Regions from separate parts of the Homo sapiens genome. Here region 2 is linked to region 1. A link is a loop called in an ENCODE intact Hi-C map of the cell type or tissue named here. Cell type or tissue: prostate gland. All regions are shown on one strand. Links, peaks and the distances in the headings refer to the core of each region. The heading gives the core; the rest is flanking DNA.

Region 1 (2,900 bases), core at 226-2,725:
CCAGGGAGGCTGGGCCGCTCTCTTGGTGTTGGGACCCTTGAGGCCACAGTCCGTGGGTTGCCAGGCCAGCAGCCGCTCCTGCAGGCTCTCCAATGCCATCCCCACAGGCGCCCTCTATCGCCCTGGGGTTCCGTGATGCGGCTGATCTGCTCAGCCCCCTGGCCCTGCTGCGCTTCTCGGCTGTCGCTCGTGGCCAGGACCCACCCTCTGGAGACAGTAAGGACTCGACCAACCCAAGCGTGGAGCCTGCTCTCCCCTGGGCTTCCCCGGGCGGCGCCCTTCCCTGCTGTGGTCGCCTTCTCAGCACGCGCCACCTCTCCCCAGGGCTCAGCAGCCTGCGCCGCCTGGGCCTAGTCTACTTCCTCTACCTCTTCCTGTTCTCGGGCCTGGAGTACACGCTGAGCTTCCTCACACACCAGCGCTTCCAGTTCAGTAGGTGGGTCCCCATCTGGCGACGGCCTGCTGTCTCCCTGAAATAACGCCCCTGCTTCAGGGAAGCAACCCCCATCCCCAGGAAGCCTTGGCAGCCACTCTCGCCCTGGCCCTGCCCTGGGTGGCCCTGCCCCGGGTGCCCTGCACTAACACACCCGCTCCCAGCCTACAGCAGGGGAAGATGTTTTTCCTCATCGGCCTCACCATGGCCACCATCCAGGGTGCCTATGCCCGGCGGATCCACCCTGGCGGGGAAGTTGCTGCCGTGAAGCGGGTAGGGGGCTCCCTCCAAAGCGGGTGGCAGGCAGTCCCCTGAGTCCTGCAGGGCACGGGCTGTGCTGAGGCTGCCGTGCCCACCTGCAGGCCCTCCTGCTGCTGGTGCCCGCCTTCCTCCTCATCGGCTGGGGACGTTCTCTGCCCGTGCTGGGCCTGGGGCTGCTGCTCTACTCCTTTGGTGAGTGGCCCTGCCCTGGCAGGGGATCCGATGGGCAGCAGGGGCTGGGTGATGCACCCTCCCCTGGGCTGACGGGCACCTCCTCGATGTCTCCCACCAGCCGCCGCCGTTGTGGTGCCCTGCCTGTCCTCCGTGGTCGCTGGCTATGGTGAGCCCCCTTCCCTCGGCCGAAGCCACCTGAGCGGGAGAAGGGCAGTGGTGCCTGACTGTGCCTCTTCCCACAGGCTCACCAGGGCAGAAGGGCACGGTCATGGGTACACTGCGCAGCCTAGGTGCTCTGGCCAGGGCCGCGGGGCCCCTGGTGGCCGCTTCAGGTGAGGGCGCGGGATGGTGCTGGGGCAGGCTGGGGGCCAAGCACCTGCCCTCGCCTCCCAAGTGCCAGCCCCCTCGGGGACTGGGTGACGCCACCGTCTCTCCGCAGTGTACTGGCTGGCCGGGGCCCAGGCCTGCTTCACCACGTGGTCCGGGCTCTTTTTGCTCCCCTTCTTCCTCCTGCAGAAGCTGAGTTACCCGGCACAGACGCTCAAGGCTGAGTAGCTGAGCCACTGTGCCCAGGCTGTGGGCACCAGGCAGAGTGGGAGCCTAGGTCAGGCCCCTGCCCACTGCCTGACCCCCACCCCCCGCCAGTCCAGGGAGACCCTGTGGGTGGGGGCCGGCCCCTAAGCAGGAAGCTCAGGCAGCTCCTCCAGACTTACTTACTCCTTCAGTGACTCCGAGCTGCAGCACTCCAAGGCTGTCAGGGCTTCTGTTTGTTTTTTAAACTATGCACCAGGTTTCTGATGATGAAATAAAGCACCTGTTTGTTTTATACCAAGTGCCTTTCGCCATATATAGCCGTGCTTCTACCCACACCAGGAAAGGCAGCTGGAGCTGAATGAATGGCTCCACTGACCGGAAGGGTCCAAGGCTCTTTGAGACCCTCAGTTTCCCCCTCTGCACAGTGGCAGCCTGGGGACTCACTCAGGCAGGCTCCTCCAAGGCTGGGGTCAGCCCTGGCCAGGTGGTATCTGGCAGTGTGCCCCGCACCCTGGCAGGATGTCCCCAGCACAGAGCCCTCCCCATCAAACATGAGCACACAGTGACAGTGAGACTGGGACCATGGGGACAAGGACAGGCCAGCAGTTCCCTGGACACCCTGAGTTCCCGTGGAGAGGGACACCAGGAGTGCTGGGTGGCACGTCCTGCCGCACGCGTGGCTGCAGGTGACATTTTATCAAGACATGAACATTAGGAGGTCTCTTTTCAGCACGAGACAAACATGGGAACAAAGAAATTAAAATATAAAACTGCTTCCCAGATTTAGACAAGGAACTTGCTGAAAGAATTTTATTTGTGAGTAAAACATGTTACACTGGAGAAAGGACATTCAGGACCTGTCCTCCCAAGTCGGTGTCCATATATGCAACTATATTTCATGTTGTAATACAAAGGATTAAACTACAAAAGTGAAAATTAAAAGTCATTGCATATGTGGGGTAAAGGAGGGGATAAAGGAAGAGTCCACGGTTAAGGACTTTTCATTCTGCCTTGGCAACAAAACGACACAGAAGAGAGGCAGCACGCTTGCCCGCGTAGCAGGCCCTGCGGCTCAGAGGAAGCTGGAAGCGGCGGTCAGTGCCATGCAGCAGCCTGGTTCTCGCTCGGCTGGCCAATCAGTGGGATCCGAGGTGGCTCGGCCCATCATGCCCAGGATCTGAGCCCACATCTGGCACCAGCTCTACCAAGGGCCTGTTGGGCCCACACAAGCTTGCCTGTACCTAGTCAGGCTGGTACCGGCACCTCCTGAAATGGGTCACCCTCCGGTTCCTGCTCAGCAGCTCTGAGCCCTTTTCCAGCCTCTTGGAGGGAAGTAACAACAACAGCATCTGCCGAGGAGCACACGGTTCAGGCTCCATCAATGACGGTGATGTCGAGGGGCCCCAGGGCTACCCTCCACCTCGAGTTACCTTTGATCACAACTAGGGCATCTTTCTGGCTGAGTTAAGGTGAGAACAGTCCCCTGAAGCCTCCCCCA
Region 2 (2,900 bases), core at 96-2,595, 170 kb after region 1:
GGGAGGTAGAGGTTGCAGTAAGCCGAGATGACACCACTCCCTCCAGTGTGGGCGACAAAGCCAGACCTTGTCTCAAAAAATAAAAATAGGGGCCAGGCGCGGTGGCTCATGCCTGTAATCCCAGCACTTTGGGAGGCCGAGGCGGGCAGATCACGAGGTCAGGAGATCGGGACCATCCTGGCTAACGTGCTGAAACCCCGTCTCTACTAAAAATACAAAAAATTAGCCGGGTGTAGTGGCGGGCGCCTGTAGTCCCAGCTACTCAGGAGGCTGAGGCAGGAGAATAGCGTGAACCCAGGAGGTGGAGCTTGCAGTGAGCCAAGATCACGCCACTGCACACTCTGGCCTGGGTGACAGAGCCAGACTCCGTCAAAAAAAAAAAAAAAATGCCATAAAGAATAAGGATCATTATACTTCACGTATGGATGGCAAAAGAGGGCCAAAAATAGATATGGAGATAATCCAGATAATCATTAAGTATATTTAAGAATAGTGTCAACTTTGACCATTGTAATTGGTATAAAAATATGACAGATTTCTGGATATTTATATCCAGATTATACAATATATACAGATTATATTTTATAGATACTAATGTTTGCCAACATTTCTAATATAGAGTTTGAAATGTTTCATCAAAACATTTAATACATGTAAAATATATACAAAGTTAAATACAGTAAAATCAAAATAATGTGGAAACTAGAATCTACTTGACATATCTCCCTAGCAAGATAGTGTTTTTTTCCAACTGTACTATATTATATGAAAGTCCTGTTGCTATGCATATTCTGTACATGCCATGGCTACGTCTACAAATATGAAACAGCTAGAATAAACGGAAAAATCTAAACACCAGAGATGTTTTTACGTGGTTGTATATGAAATTATCATGTTGACAAAACAGCCAGATAATAAAGTTTTCAAACTCAAGATTTTTGTCTTATATGTGTAACCTCTGTTCTATTTGTTACAAATTATAAGTCTATGTTACTTAAGTGTGTGAATGAATAAAGGAAACATCTAGTTTAAAAAAAAAAAAAAAAAGACCAGCCTGGCCAACATGGCAAAACCCCGTCACTGCTAAAAATACAAAAATTAGCCGGGCGTAGTGGCGTGCACTGTAATTCCAGCTACTCGGGAGGCTGAGGCAGGAGAATCGCTTGAACCCGGGAGACGGAGGTTGCAGTGAGCTGAGATTGCACCATTGCACTCCAGCCTGGGCAACAGAGCGAGACTCTGTCATTAACAAACCAACCAACTTCCCCCAGCGCTCAGGGGCCCACGCTGGGGAGCAAAGTGGGTCTCCTCTGAGACAAACGTGGAGACTGCTCGAGAGCGAGGGTGGAGAGGTGCTGGGGGCGCTGGTCGGGGCGCGGGTTGCGGGACGGGGAGGGGCTGGGCGGGGCGCTCGCGCTCGCCTTCTGCCTGAGGCCTGGTCTGGGGCCGCGGGTCCACACCGCCTCCTCGTGGACACTCGCCGCGAGGGCCCGCGCCGCCCGCGGAGGCTGGGCTTGAGCCCACGGGAAATGAATACGGATCCTATAAGATTCGAGCTTTCATCACTGGGTCACCAGACGGTTCTGGGCGCGTGTCCGGGGTTCATCCTGAATATGCGCTGATGGGGCCGCTGGGCACGGTGGCGGTGTGGCCGCAAGGCCCCGCGGGGCCGCGCCCACCCGGAGGGTCCCATACCAGCCCCTCCTCCGCGCCCAGGCCCTGGCTCTCCCCGCTGCACCCCCGCTGCCCGCAGCCCTGAGCGCGCCCCGCTTTCGCTGGCGGGACAGCAGCGTCCTGCCAGGGTCGCGGCGCCGCACAGCCCGAATACTTCCTCACGAAACTCCAGAGACCCCTTCTGTACCCGCTGTGTCCCCCGGCCTGCCAGTAGCTCATGGTTACCTCAGGGTCCCAGACGCTTAAATGGGTTCTGGAATTTTCTCTGCCTCCTCTTGCCTTCCGGGAGCAAATGCGATGGTGGCTGCCAGCTGCTCGCCTACGCTTTTCTGCTCCTAAGGGCTCGACAAGGCAAATGCATTGGCTCAGGTCAGGACAAAGAGCAGGATGATTTCCCAAGGTCCCGGGGCACTGGAGCTGCGGGGAAGGGCAGCGGCCCTGAGCCGGGACCCCTGTGTAGGGGAAGACCCCTGCCCCTCCTGGAGGCCGGCCGGCTCTTACGGGTTTTGGCCTAGCATCCCCATGTGTGTCCGGAATTGGTGGGTTCTTGATCTCACTGACTTCAGGAATGAAGCCGCGGACCCTCGCGGTGTTACAGTTCTTAAAGGCGGTGTGTCTGGAGTTTGTTCCTTCTGATGTTCGGACGTGTTCAGAGTTTCTTCCTTCTGGTGGGGTTCGTGGGCTCGGCGGACCCTGCACTCGGAGCAGCCAGCCGGCCCCACCGGCCACAGGCAGTGAGGGGCTTAGCACCTGGGCCAGCAGCTGCTGTGCTCAATTTCTCGCCGGGCCTTAGCTGCATTCCCGCGGGGCGGGGCTCGGAACCTGCAGCCCGCCATGCCTGAGCCTCCCCCGCTCCTCCGTGGGCTCCTGTGCAGCCCGAGCCTCCCTGACGAGCGCCGCCCCCGCTCCACGGCGCCTAGTCCCATCAACCACCCAAGGGCTGAGGAGTGCGGGTGCACGGTGCGGGACTGGCAGGCAGCTCCACATTCACTGGGTGAAGCCAGCTGGGCTCCTGAGTCTGGTGGGGACGTGGAGAACCTTTATGTCTAGCTAAGGGATTGTAAATTCACCAATCGGTACTCTGTATCTAGCTCAAGGTTCGTAAACACACCAATCAGCACCCTGTGTCTAGCTCAGGGTTTGTGAATGCACCAATCGACAATGTATCTAGCTAATCTGGCGGGGACGTGAAGAACCTTTGTGTCTAGCTCAGGGATTGTAAACAC

What was found. Hi-C counts contacts between places; a loop is a spot of excess contacts. Peaks named below come from ENCODE experiments on the same cell type or tissue, not always from the same donor. Only the 100,000 strongest peaks of a DNase experiment are listed, where the experiment ranks them.
Region 2: a loop joins it to region 1, with 2.9 times the contacts of the local background. A loop is called at or near these places in 90 of 110 quality-filtered maps.

The regions. Positions count from the first base shown.
Region 1 is chr4:2,929,361-2,932,260 of GRCh38, reverse strand. ADD1 (adducin 1) reads right to left here. Exons shown (of 16, transcript NM_001354761.2): 16 at 2,199-2,900. SLC75A1 (solute carrier family 75 member 1) reads left to right here. Exons shown (of 13, transcript NM_001146069.2): 7 at 108-216; 8 at 325-436; 9 at 598-706; 10 at 796-886; 11 at 987-1,034; 12 at 1,111-1,200; 13 at 1,308-1,694. The coding sequence ends at 1,423. Among named protein-coding and RNA genes, the nearest start is that of SLC75A1, 4.0 kb to the left of the region's middle. RefSeq lists an enhancer at 386-455. In prostate gland, for the core only: a CTCF peak has its summit at 1,188 (motif pointing left); DNase peaks (open chromatin) are centred at 1,332 and 1,641; H3K27ac peaks cover 2,500 bases.
Region 2 is chr4:2,762,849-2,765,748 of GRCh38, reverse strand. LOC102723763 (a long non-coding RNA gene) reads right to left here. Exons shown (of 3, transcript XR_001741552.2): 2 at 1,900-2,009. Among named protein-coding and RNA genes, the nearest start is that of TNIP2, 8.0 kb to the right of the region's middle. RefSeq lists a silencer at 1,229-1,778 and an enhancer at 1,969-2,537. In prostate gland, for the core only: a CTCF peak has its summit at 1,471 (motif pointing left); a DNase peak (open chromatin) is centred at 1,468; H3K4me3 peaks cover 883 bases.